Regions from separate parts of the Homo sapiens genome. Here region 1 is linked to region 2. The links are chromatin contacts, found by Hi-C or POLR2A ChIA-PET in ENCODE. All regions are on one chromosome and are shown on one strand. The core of a region is the stretch at or near the end of the contact, and the rest is flanking DNA. Distances in the headings are between cores, read along the strand shown. Region 1 has its middle 26 kb from the start of CCN6. Region 2 holds the start of AMD1 (adenosylmethionine decarboxylase 1).

Region 1 (6,323 bases), core at 880-3,379, 1.2 Mb before region 2:
ATGGTCACTTTCCAACCTGATTCTAGCAGAGTGCAGAGACTTTTAAAAATTTCATTCACTTATTCTTCCAACAAAAGAATTACCAAGCACCTGACATTCCAGGCATTATGCCAGGTGGTAAAAATAAAAACAAGGGAACTTTATAGTTGTCAAGTACTTTTGGGTAAATTACCTCACTTACTCCTCTAAACAGCTCTGTGAGGCAAGTGATCTTGTTCCCATTTTACAGACAAAAGAGAGAGGTCATGCACAAGAGAAATAAAACGAAAAGAAAGAAGTACTGTGTTTATTAACTAACCAAAACTTCTCGACATCCCATCCCTGTTGGCCTTTACAGAAAGACAACACACCCGAAGGGTGTGGACCTTGCTCTATGAACTTATTTGGTGTTTGTCCAGCACAGCACTGCATGCAGAAAGCCACTTAGTAAATACTTTGGAGGAAGATCATTTTGATGTTTGTGAGAGTTCAGGCCATCTCTGGGAATGGGAAAAAGGATGGTAATGAACTCCAAGAACCAGAGGAAAGGAGAAAATTAGACAGTGGTCTGGGTGAGGTGAGAAAGGTAAGACTTACAGGAAAGTAATGAGGTTTATTTTTGTCTAGGGGAGAGGGCAAACTGACAGAGAGGAGGTGAGGGGTTAGAGAGGGAGGCCTTAGCACACAGAGAGCAGAGACTTAGGATCCAAGGACAGTTTCCAGGATGTTATAAATGGGCCCTAAGGAAAAGGAAACACGCTTCTCTATGCCTTCACTAGCAAGTTCTAGCCAGCAAAATGGTTCCAAATTTCTGACAGCATTTTGAATTAGCTTCAGTCTCAAATTCAAAGCAGAAACTGCCTTAAATTCCTCTGTTTCTCAATATGTCCTGTTTCTGTCGCATCGGGGAGCTAAGACACTCCTTATTGATGATTTTGCAGATGCTCAACAATGGTAGCTTTACAGATTAATCAATGAACCAAAGATTTATTGGAGATCTGCTGTGTGTGCACCATGCTGAGGACCAGTGACATTCAGATGGGAGGCCTGGCTGACAGCACACACAGCATGCTGGCGGGCAGCGACACACCTTCCAGACACACACTTGTTTGAGAGCCAGTAAAGCAGGTTATGCCTGAGTGGGAAAAAAGATCCGATAGGTAGGGTGGGGCCATATCACAAAAAGCCTGAAGAGGGAGAGGAGTGGATCCGAGGCCTTTAATTATAGTCTGGCAACTGTAGGTGTCCAGAAACTATTTGTTGAATGCATGCCTGCATGAATGATTTCAAGTAAGCATATTGTCCCAGACCCAGGACACAGTCATCCTCTCTAAATCATTCAGTCCTAAGTTTCAAATTGTGCCCAAACACAATTATGATATTTACATCTTTGTAGAATTATTCTGAGACTGTGGATGGATAGAGGTCTAACCTTTCCATGAGGACAGTGACCTTTTGCCTCCCTGGATCTACTGGATCACTTGGAAACAGAGGAGTAGACGCTGGAAGAATACAGTGCTTGGGACATAATGACCAGGCCATGCTAATTGCAGAATAATACAGAAACAGATTCTCCTTCCACCCAAAAATGTATCCAGGGCGAGCGGCCACAGAGGACATGGAGGCAGGAGACCTACTAAACAGGCCTCTTCTGTAAAACAAAAGAAATTCATACTACTACCACACCTTAAATGCCATGATTCCTTGTGCTTTCCTAACTCTCAGATGCTTTCTAGTCTATCTCATTTATCTTGACAGTCAAAGACATAGAACGGGTAGAACATTTGCAGAGTGAGCAGTAAATTAGCCGGTTTCTGAATCTTAAACAGTAAAGTCTTTCAGATGAAGAATGTGCTGGTTTAAGGAGGATGCCTCCTAAGCAAAGTCTTCAGCAGAAGAAATGTCTTCAGAAAACTTCCTGGACAGAACTACAGGCACCTTGCATTTCTCTCCTATTACTCCTCCTGCCTTCTATCTGTACCCACACCAGAACACATCTGTCGGACCCTCAGACCAGTTCTAAAGCAGCTGCCCCTTTGTAGACGAGCCCAATCTTAATCATTCCAACATAGTAACAAGAAAAAACCTACTTGGGCAGAGGTCCTTGTCTTAATGAACAAGTAGTCTGCAACCACCACCAGCAGAGGGCGTTGTCCAAAATGGCTGCGGTGAATTCAGCAGGCTGCACACAATGGAAGCATAATTCTTGCCATAGATCCTTTAAATGTCTTTCCATTAAATTTGTCTGAACTGCTCTTAACCTCGGAGCAGTTAAGAACATCAAGGCCTTTCTTCGACAGCTCTTCCCTTTCCCACAATGCGAGACTCCAGCAGTAAGACGCTTGAGAAAGGAAACGTGTAACAGATAGACAGAAAGGCTCAAGCAGGGCCTTTCCACGAAGACTCCATGTTTTTGCACTTTCTCTGTGCCACGTGACCGAACGATCATTTCACACTGGTGTAAGTCTGTGGCTTCTCTGGATTCCATACTTCTTAGCTGTATCAGTTGGGTTTGCATTTTATTTGTCCAATATAAAGGAAGGAGATGCCAGTAGTGACTTTTAGATATAATCATTGAGTTCAAATCCAAAACCCATTACTCTGTCCAAGCTTCATCGACTTCAGTATCTAGGGAGATATCCCAGAGGTCATCGCTCTGTCCCCAGGCTGGAGTGCAGTGGCGCAATCTCAGCTCACTGCAACCTCCACCTCCCGGGTTCAAGCGATTCTCCTTCCTCAGCCTCCTGAGTAGCTGGGACTACAGGTGCATGCCACCACACTCAGCTAATTTTTGTATTTTTAGTAGAGACAGGGTTTCACCATGTTGGCCAGGATGGTCTCGATCTCTTGACCTCGAGGCCCTCACGTTCTTAAAGTGAGTTCTGAGGGCTGGATGGAAGGGAGGGGGGATTGAAAAGAAGAGGCAGGCAATTGCAAAGGCAGACTGAAGCCAAGTTCTCCTAATTTTTGCCTCTTGGAGGACAGTAAACCCCTCCAGTCCAACCTGGGAATTCACCACCCAGACACATGATACTCAAAGCTCCCACGAGGAGGGTGGCAGTCCTCTGACCTTTTCACTAAGATTTAGAATCTACACATGGATCTGCAGCATGTTATTTAACTGGGGCTATCTACTCTGTGTATCAGATATCATGCCTGTCAAGATGTGAGTGTTTAAAGTCCAATTTGAATGCTGAGATTTTTTTCTATGAGAGACACTTTTGGAATCTGCCTTCTTCTAAATTCAGGAAGGATAATCTCAGCTTGTACTTAATTTCCAAACAATAGCAGCAATAGCTCTCCTACTCTGGAGGCAATTATAGAACATTATCTTGGGTGATCTTTTATCACTAGTGTTAACTGCTTTTGCAAGCACTTGGCTGCAAGTACCCATGCACAACAGGATGTGGTTAGACAGTCAAAATTCATAGATCTTGGGAGCCTTATGGGGCAAGATGGAACAGGGTGTCTGAAAACCCCTACCAAGTATATGCAGGTTTCACTGACAACGTCAAAACATGTGGTTTAATTCAACATATGTATTTAATGCCTACCATGTGCAAGACATTGTGTTTGGTGTTATGCGGGTTAAAGAAATTATCAACTCAGTCCCTGCTGTAAAGTGGGGGTATAACGTGTAATAGACTCAGACTGAAATAAGCCTTGTTTAAGCTCCATTCTGGAAGGTGTGTAGTTTTCTGGGTTTTCTCACTTTGGCCACTGAGTAGATTTGAATTATTAGGTAAGGTCAACTCCATCCAGGCAACCAACTAAAGTGACACCTGGGAGGGTTATTTAATTAAGGACCTTAAGAATGTACCAAAAGCATCCTTTGGGAAAAGATTGGACCAATAAACCAGAATCAGAATTTGATGAATGTTACCATACCGCTCATGTAGAAATCCCTAAACATACAACTTCAGATGGTAGACATGGGTCTCTGAGAGGCAATCCCACCTCCTTAGCATCCAGGAACTAGTGAAAACCAGTTCATGACCATAGGGTTTGGGTTCTGGTGTGCCCAGGCTCTCCCTGGCTGCCCCTCCTGTTGAGGTCAGCGCCTGTCCTGCCTCTCTCCAGGCTGGGATGTGTTTCTGGCCCCCCACTGCACTCTCTGCACCATGCTGGCTGCCCCAGATCTCACCTTCTCATTTGGGATTGGCTTCTCTCACAAATGAGAGTTGTCCTGGGTGTGTTCTCTGCCCTACCAGTGCTCTGGGCCATCTGTGCCTTTAGCTTTAAGATGAGAGAAGGGAGAGTGTGACCGAAAGTGTGATTTCCAGTATTTGGAGACTGAGATAAAGAAGGATTCCACCTGGAGAAGAAACAGACTCCAGATGCCCCCTGTGTAAGCCGTGACACTTCCAGCAGCTTGTTTTCTAGCTTGACCTTTGACCCCAGCTACACAGAGTTCAGGTAGGGCAGAGGGGCGAGAGGCATTGCACAGAAAATCACAACAGAAGGGGCACAGGAAAGCAGCCATTTTGGTTTTCCCTCACTCTACCTTCTTTGAATCCTTCTCATCGCTCAGTAACAGGAAAGTACTGTGATCTCAATGCTATCCACATGTATCCACAGCACTGTTTCTTCTAAGATATGAAACTGTACCCAGGACTTTCCATGCATGGTAATCGGCGTTCATCAATACTAAAAGCTGAGTCTTCACCGCCACCTTCCTTTTTGGTCTCGGGCCTCTGTGACCTGCTCACCCCACTCCAGGGATCTATCACACTCTTGTAGTGACCCAGTTTATGGTAATAAGACTGTGAGCTCCAAGAGGACAGGCCTGATGTCTGATATGGTCACAAGCTACTCCTGTGCCCAGCACGCTGCCAGGCACAATAGGAGGCCTTGATAGTTATTTACTGGTTAAGGAATGCAAGAATAAGTCATTTGCTTTCCAGCTAGTCTCTGGGTAGGAGGAATCATGCCAGCCCCCATCCTGTACTCCATAATGCCCCAATGTAAATCCTAAAACCCAGAGGAAAGCCATCAAAAATGTCACAAATACAATTCAAACACTCGAAAACACATAGAATCTGTCATAAAAATTGGGAAACATCTTCCACAGTTCTATTCTCCTATGACATACTTTTTTTCCATGAAGGTAGGAAATGAAAGCGAATAAGTACTCTGGGCTTCACATAATGACAGCTGCCACTACCATAGCCATACATGGGGGGCAACAGAACAGAGCTAGGTTCAAGACCTGGCTCTGCCATTTACTAACTGGCAAGTAATTGTTATAGGTGAAGTTATGTCCTCCTAAGATCCTAACCCTCAGTACCTTAGAATGTGACTTTACAAGGAACTAGGGCCACTGCAGATGTAACTCATTAAGCTAAGATGAGGTAATACTAGAGTAGGCTGGGCCCCTAATCCAATAGAATTGGTGTCCTTATAACAAGGAGGAATTTGGACACAGAGACATGCACACATAGAGAGTGCCACATGAAGACTGGAATCATGCTGCCACCAGCCAGCGAGCAACCAAAAGCCTGGAGAGAGGCCTCGAACAGATCTTTCCCTAGCATCTTCACGGGGAGCACATCCCTGCCGAGACTGTGATTTCGACTTCTGGCCTCCAGAACTGTAAGACAATACATTTCTGTTGTTTAGGCCACCCAATTTGTAGTACATTGTTATGGCAGCCCTAGATGACCTGTGGCAAATTAACCTCTTTGTGCTTCGGTTTCATTTTTTAAAAATGATATTAGTAATGGTCCCTACTTCATGGAGTTGTTATGAGAATTAAATTAATTAATACTTACATAGTGCTTAGATCAGTCCTTGGCACAGAAGACCAATGATGTCTTATAATGTTCAAAATTCTCTCCTATTCGATGTGACAGTGATGGGAGTAGATGTCCCAAGTTCTGACATAATAAGTCCTAATTTACAACCCATCGTTGTGTTGGGACATTTCATAATTTATCTTCAGTGCAGAGCATGGATACACAAAAGCACTCAGGTGGCCAGCAAGAGCAATGAATGTGAGGTGGCTTTGCAATTACTTGGATTCACTAGATACCGAGCAACTTCCCCATGCATGGTGCAGAGCTGTGGCACTCACACGGCCAGGTGTGACCTATGGGGAAAAGTATTTTATGTTATTTTATTGTTTCCTAATACTGAAACTTCAAAAGCAAAATGATTCTAGATTTTCATCACTTTCTCTTGAGCATTTCTAGCGTTCCTGTAACTTACACAACCTGGGAAATTCAAAAGAGCAGGAAAACTTTTAAGGGAAATAAATAAGAATGAAGGACTGAAACAGCTAATGGGAGAGTGACTGAGGCCAAAGAAAATTCAAGAATTATTATTATTTTTTTCATTTTAAACAA
Region 2 (6,081 bases), core at 1,867-4,366:
TATGTCCCTATGTTTATTATGCTTTATAAACAGATTTGTTTAATTCCATCTGTTCATCTTTTAACCTACTTTTAGTTTATTCACATCTTAATAGAGCCCAGGAGGTCAAGGCTGCAGTGAGCCATGATCCTGCCACTGCACTCCAGCCTGGGCTATAGAGGGATCCTGTCTTTAAAGTGTTAAAGATAACAGTTTACGTACTACATATAACATATTAACTTATTTATTCTTCACAACTTCCATGAGCTATGTACCATTATTGTCTCCATTTTACAGATGAGGAAACAGCTCACACAGCTATTAAATGCTGTTTGAATTCAAATCTTGTTATTCCAGAGGCTATGCACTTAATCACGTCATTTGAGTAAAACATGTCACGCTTTATTCTTCTAGATGACCGATTATCCTTCCCTGGGGTCTCTGGGGCTGGCCCCATGTCCCCACCGACCGGACTCCGTCCATGATACTCTCTTTGCTAGGCTGTTGATTTTAGGTGATTCAAGGAACACCTACTATTTCAGGCTTTTTTAAACATCCTGGTAAATAACCTAACCACTTGAGTGGTCACTGAAAAATGTTCCAACGAAGGTTATCACGGGACCTTAGTTAAATCAACATATTTTTCAGTTCTTGCTTAACTTGCTTTATCTACAACAGTTACAATGTGGCAGTGTACTACCAATAGTTGTTCAATGAATGTTACATGTCCACAAAATGGATGGCACTAAATCATCTACACAAGGGAATATTTTGTCCTTCAAAGTTTAACTTTGGCCATGATTTTAAAAGCCACACTGGAGCAGTAAAACAATTTGGGCTGATTAAAGTACAAAGTAAAAAGGGTTCTTAAACATTTAAAGAAAGCAGGCTGCTTTGTAAAAAGCCTCTTCCTCCTCTCTCCACTTTGACTCAGGAAGCTCTAAACAGCCAAACCGCCAAGAACTTGGGGAGAACAAAATCTTCTTCCCTTTATTAAGAACATGTACTTACTATTATTTAAGGGCTCAAACATTTAAAAAGCCAAAGTGACAACTTCTGTTATTCGTTTTCTAGGACTGTTCTTACCCAAGATTTTCTAGGTTCTTGCCAAGATTTTCTAGGTTAATTATCCTGATCACAATCGTTTTACCAAACGTCTATCACAAATACCATCTTTCTCATCTGTGAAATGAAGGAAATACTAAGCTTCTCCATGACCAAAGTCCGCTTCCTATAATCTCACGTGAGCCTGGCACGTAGTAAGCGCTATAGACATTTTAAGTGTCACACGAAGCTTGAAAAAAATGAGACGTGTGACATTTTAGCTATGACTAGTATTTTTTTCTACAATGGAATCGTTCAAGATACACTGCTAGAAACCGGGTTTCCCGTCGTGCCTTAAAGTCTCGGTAGCACGTGTCTGCCTGGATTCCCTTTTCCAGTTGCTTTTTGTCAAGGGACAGCTCCAAGAACAGCTAACACTCCTAAAACGCCCATTGGTCCACACCCTGGGGCCAGGCTCTGAGTGCGGCCCAGGAGCCCATTGGTCGCCGCCTCTCAATGAAGCTGGCCACGCCAGTTACTCCGCTGCACCGCCACCCTAGCCGCACTCGTGCGCAGAGGAGCCAGGGATCCGGTGGCAGGGCCTAGGAAGGCCATTGGTGGCCACCGGTGCGACCGCCGCCAGGAACAAGGCCTAAGCATCCACGGGATCTCTGGGCTTTTATATAAGCATGGATTTCCACAGCAATACCAACTAAAACGCCTCTTCGGCGCGGTCAGCCCAAGTATCTCTCGCGTGACGGCCCGCAGTGGGAGTGGGCCCCAGATTCCTTTGCTCAAGCTTAAGGCATTAGAGGCATTATGTCCTGGGGCAGGCGGGCCTCCCTCCACCCGCACCTCTCCCGCCCCGCTCCGCCGGCTCCGTAGCAGGTTACACAACCCAAGGTCAAGAGATTGGGGAGCAGCCCCCAGCGGCCTCAGCGGCCGTGTCGAGGGCGGCCCCGGGGACTGCGCCGTCTGCCCAGCCGCCCCGAAAAGGCTCTGGCGCAGAGCATGTTAGGGGAGCGGTGGGGCCCCGCCACTGCGACATAACTGCTCCCGCCCAATCCCCGCCGCCCGAACGCCACATGCTGCCCGCGGCCGCCGCGGGTGGGAGGCCTCTTCGCCAGCCCCTCAGACAAGGCCGGGAGGGCCCCTCCTATCCGCGCCCGAGGCAAGAACAAGCGCCGCTCCCGCCCTCCATTCCCCGAAGCCGGCACGCCCGAATTAGCGCCTGACTAAGCCCGCCGAGCCACACCTGCCGGAGGCAACCCGCGCAGGCGCCCCCGACCCCCACCTGGGGCCCCTGCCGCCAACTACTACGGAGGGAAATGTCGGGAGGCGCGGGCCGCAAAACCACCCCGGGCCGCGCCGCCCGCCGCCCAGCGCGGGACGTTACCTGAGCACGCGGCCGCGCCGGCCTCCTCCCCTCCCCCAGGGCAATGCCAGGCGCGGCAACCACGGCGGGAGAAGCCGGCTCCGGCCCGCGTGGACATGGCCGCTCTCCCCCAAACCGCGCACCTTCCAAGGCCGCCGAAGCGACCCCAGGCCGCAGACTTGCCCCCAACTGAAAGCTGAGGGAACTCGGGCTCCACCCGTGGCTGGTGCCTCGGCGGCGGCGACAGCCCCCAGGCCCGGATGTCAGCGAGCGCCCCGGGGACCCACCTTGGGATAGTGCGAAGATCCCCAGATCCTTGGTTTGCGTCGGGCTGCTGCCGGGAGAACCAAACCTCCAGCAGCTTCTCGGTCCCTTCGAAAAAATGTGCAGCTTCCATCACCGTGAGACTAGCGAACAACCAACAACCACAGAAAATCAACTAAATTAAACCTCTTCTCCCGCCGCTGCCGCCGCCGCTGCGGATTGTTCCAGCTGTGTTACTAAAGTTCAGGTTCCTTTTTTTTTTTGCTATAATTTTATATTAACTTTTTTTAAAAAAAGGACTAATAAAATTTTCCCGGCTTTGTGTGAGCGAAAGTTGAACGTGAGTCTTTTGGAAATAGAGGCAGATACAGTTCAGTCTCTTGTATTCCGCTGCTTTCCCGTTAGAGAGAGTAGAGCGAGCGCTAGCTAATGTCGCCGGCCATACTGTGTAAGCGAGAGCGCTGCGTGAGCACCGCCCTTATATATCCCGGCTCCCCCCAAAAGACCAGGAAGTGACGCATCGTCCCACCTCCACGGCCTATAGCTGCTGCCGCCTGTCAATCACTCGCGGCCGAGTGGCGGCTGGCTGGCCGAGGGCCTGGCGGAGAGCGCGGGGAGCTGCCCACTGCGCTGCGGCTCGGGCTCTGGCCGGCTCCTGAGTGGGAGTTGGTGCTGTGATGTCCAGCTGGGGACTAGAAACCTCGGATCGAACGCAGAGTGGGTGGGGAGAGCGGGAACGGAATGAGGAAAGGCTGTGCAGAGCTGTTTAGAAAAAAAAAATGATTAGCAGAAAACATGGGTGGGTCCTTAGGGGTGTTGGCGGGGTTCAGCGGGGACGGTGGCCAGCGCTGGGTTGGCGTGGTGGTTTTGATCTTGTGCAGTTCACCGCGACTGCTGAGGTACTTGGCCATTCTTAAAAGTGTGTTTTCCCAAGGCGAACGCAGCCAGGCGTTAAAACTAAACATTTGTCCGTGACGCGCACGTTGCCAGGGGTCGAATTAGAAGGCGCTTTAATTCTGCTCACGCCTTGGCTGATGTGCGAATGAAAGCAGTCCTCGGCTGGTTTATACAATAGCCAGAAGCATTGTCTTCCTATTTCAGAAGAGAAAAGCAACGTGGCGCCCAGCCTTGGAGGGCCCCGGCTTTACCCACCTCCCACCGTGTGGCTCGCCATGCCTCCGAATTGGCTGAGCACAGCAGCCTCCGGGAAGCACTGGCAGCTCCGTTGCTCCATTAGCTCAACTGGTGGGAATTTATTCAGCAAAACTACTTCTAGAAACTGAATGTGTTAAATATAATCTGAACTTATTTGATCATGTTTTTCTTTGAATTTTATCAAGCTGATGTATTAATTGATGGAGGTTCTCCTTACCCCCCAAAATTTACAGTGCTATCTTCCCATGTGCTTAAGAAGGATTTACCTGGAAATTAATAAAACAGGGATTCCAGAGCTATCACTGGTGGTAACTTAAATAACTATCAGTCTAATATTTTATAAGTGTTAAGTATAAAATAGTCGTCAAGCCATGGTCAAACAGTTTAACCTCAGATGGCAAAACTGGTAACAAAGTTATTACTTTTACTTGGGAATATGGGAGGAAAAAAACCCAAGCTGACATAAAAATTGCTATTGTCACAAGACAAAAGGACTTTTCGCTATCATCCTTAGAAAAAAACTTTCCCCAAAGTGAAATAAGATGATGTCAACATGAAAAATCCACTGAAAAAGACATGGTTTGGGTTTGCACTCTAGATACCCTGTAGAATAGCTCTTGTCTTACAAGAACGTGGTTCACGTGTCTCCGTGAAACCTGTTGAAAGAAGCTATGTTGTGAGCTAGGTACATAAACTACTCTTGCTTTGTTTTGTTTGTCTGAGACGGAGTCTCGCTCTGTTGCCCAGGCTGGAGTTCAGTGGCGTGATCTCGGCTCACTGCAACCTCTGCCTCCTGGGTTCAAGCGATTCTCCTGCCTTAGCCTCCCGAGTAGCTGGGATTACAGGTGCATGCCAACACACCCGGCCAATTTTTGTATTTTAGTAGAGACGAGGTTTCACCATGTTTGCCAGGCTTGTCTTGAACTCCTGACCTCAGGTGATCTGCCCACTTCGGCCTCCCAAAGTGCTGGGAGGCCACCGCACCCAGCCCTCTTGCCATGTTTTATAAGCATCCAACTCAAACTGCGGATTGGGACAAAAGATAATAAATGTTGCTTATTTTATAATGATAAAAGAATGTGGTTACTCTACTTGGAATAAAGATAAAAGAAGTATTTCTGTGTTTTACAAGCTGTTCAATTATTTGATGGTTCTTACTGAAGAATCTGCCTACTAAACCACCTCAAACACTAATTGTGGTATAAACATAATTTGGCTTATAATTGCTTATAATTAGTTGCTTCTCAACTACTATTATGCTTTTTTCCCAGTGCAATTTAAGTTAATATAAAAGTGCCAAGAATCTTGGCAAAGTAAATCCTTATTAATTTGATATAGGATAATTTAAATAGTCTACCAACTGGATTGGTCCTTTGTAAAATATATCATTTTTCTTGTTATCTTGAAGCTCAAAATTCCTTGTATACTCTGGTTTCTCTTCAGATCATAGAAATAATAAAAATAAAAATCCCTTGTACTAAGTTGGTTAATCTTTGCTTAAATATTTTCCTGAACTCAATATGTCCAAAATACATTTACCATTATTTCTAAAATGATTTCCCTTCTCAGCCCCATTTCTATCAAGAGTGACCATCTTTCCCCCAGATTTCCAGTTTTTTAAAAATGCCTCATTGGCTATAGCACTTTGCACATAAAACACTTAAAGGACTCCCATTCACTAGGCCTTCTTAAGATACCTCTGATTGTACATCTTCCCTTTATTCTCTTTAGTAATCATTCCTATTAAGATCTTACTCAAATTTTAAAAAAATCCTTACTTGACCCCACTTCTACCTTCAGTTATCACCGAATTTCTCTGCTTCCCTTAACAGCAAAACTCCCTAAAAGATGTAAAGACATGTCTATATGTGTGGTCCCTACCTCCTCATCTCTCCTTCAAATTCTCCAAATGGGTATTTATTCCTAGCACTTGACTGAAATGGCAATTCTCAAGGCCCACTTTTTGCCAAAGCCAGTGGTTGCCAAAGCCATTGAGACCAGTGAATGGTCTCAATCCCCATTTACTCAATCTTTCAATGGCTTCTGACACAATTAACTATGCCTTCCTTCTAGAAAAAAGTCTCCAGGCTTTCGTGACATCTCTCTTTTTTGGTTTTCCTTGGAAATTTTCTTCCCAATGCTGCAGTGCTCTTGGCTATGCCTGTGTCCTCTTTTCTACATACATTTTCTCCCTAGGTGACCTACCTCATCCAGTCCATGGCTTTATGACCTGCCCATAGTATTAATGACTTTCAAATTTATAT

What was found. Hi-C counts contacts between places; a loop is a spot of excess contacts on that map. ChIA-PET counts read pairs that join two places held with the same protein, here RNA polymerase II (POLR2A). Pooled maps may share reads with other maps.
Region 1: a pooled map shows a loop between it and region 2 (6-fold over the local background). The contact joins the enhancer-like site here to the promoter of AMD1 in region 2. A Hi-C loop is called at or near these places in 6 of 50 pooled maps. POLR2A ChIA-PET finds 5 or more read pairs at or near these places in 2 of 52 experiments (PC-9 and activated CD4-positive, alpha-beta T cell).

What each region holds. Positions count from the first base shown.
Region 1 is chr6:112,025,202-112,031,524 of GRCh38, reverse strand. No RefSeq gene overlaps it. Among named protein-coding and RNA genes, the nearest start is that of CCN6, 26 kb to the left of the region's middle. Within about 2 kb of position 2,129, at least 7 of the 41 ENCODE cell types and tissues checked have a DNase peak (open chromatin) inside an H3K27ac peak, as active enhancers do.
Region 2 is chr6:110,871,820-110,877,900 of GRCh38, reverse strand. It overlaps AMD1 (adenosylmethionine decarboxylase 1), which reads right to left and starts at 3,116. Exons shown (of 9, transcript NM_001634.6): 1 at 2,686-3,116. The coding sequence starts at 2,795. RefSeq lists enhancers at 1,264-1,978, 1,979-2,694 and silencers at 1,942-2,131, 2,162-2,231, 2,292-2,541.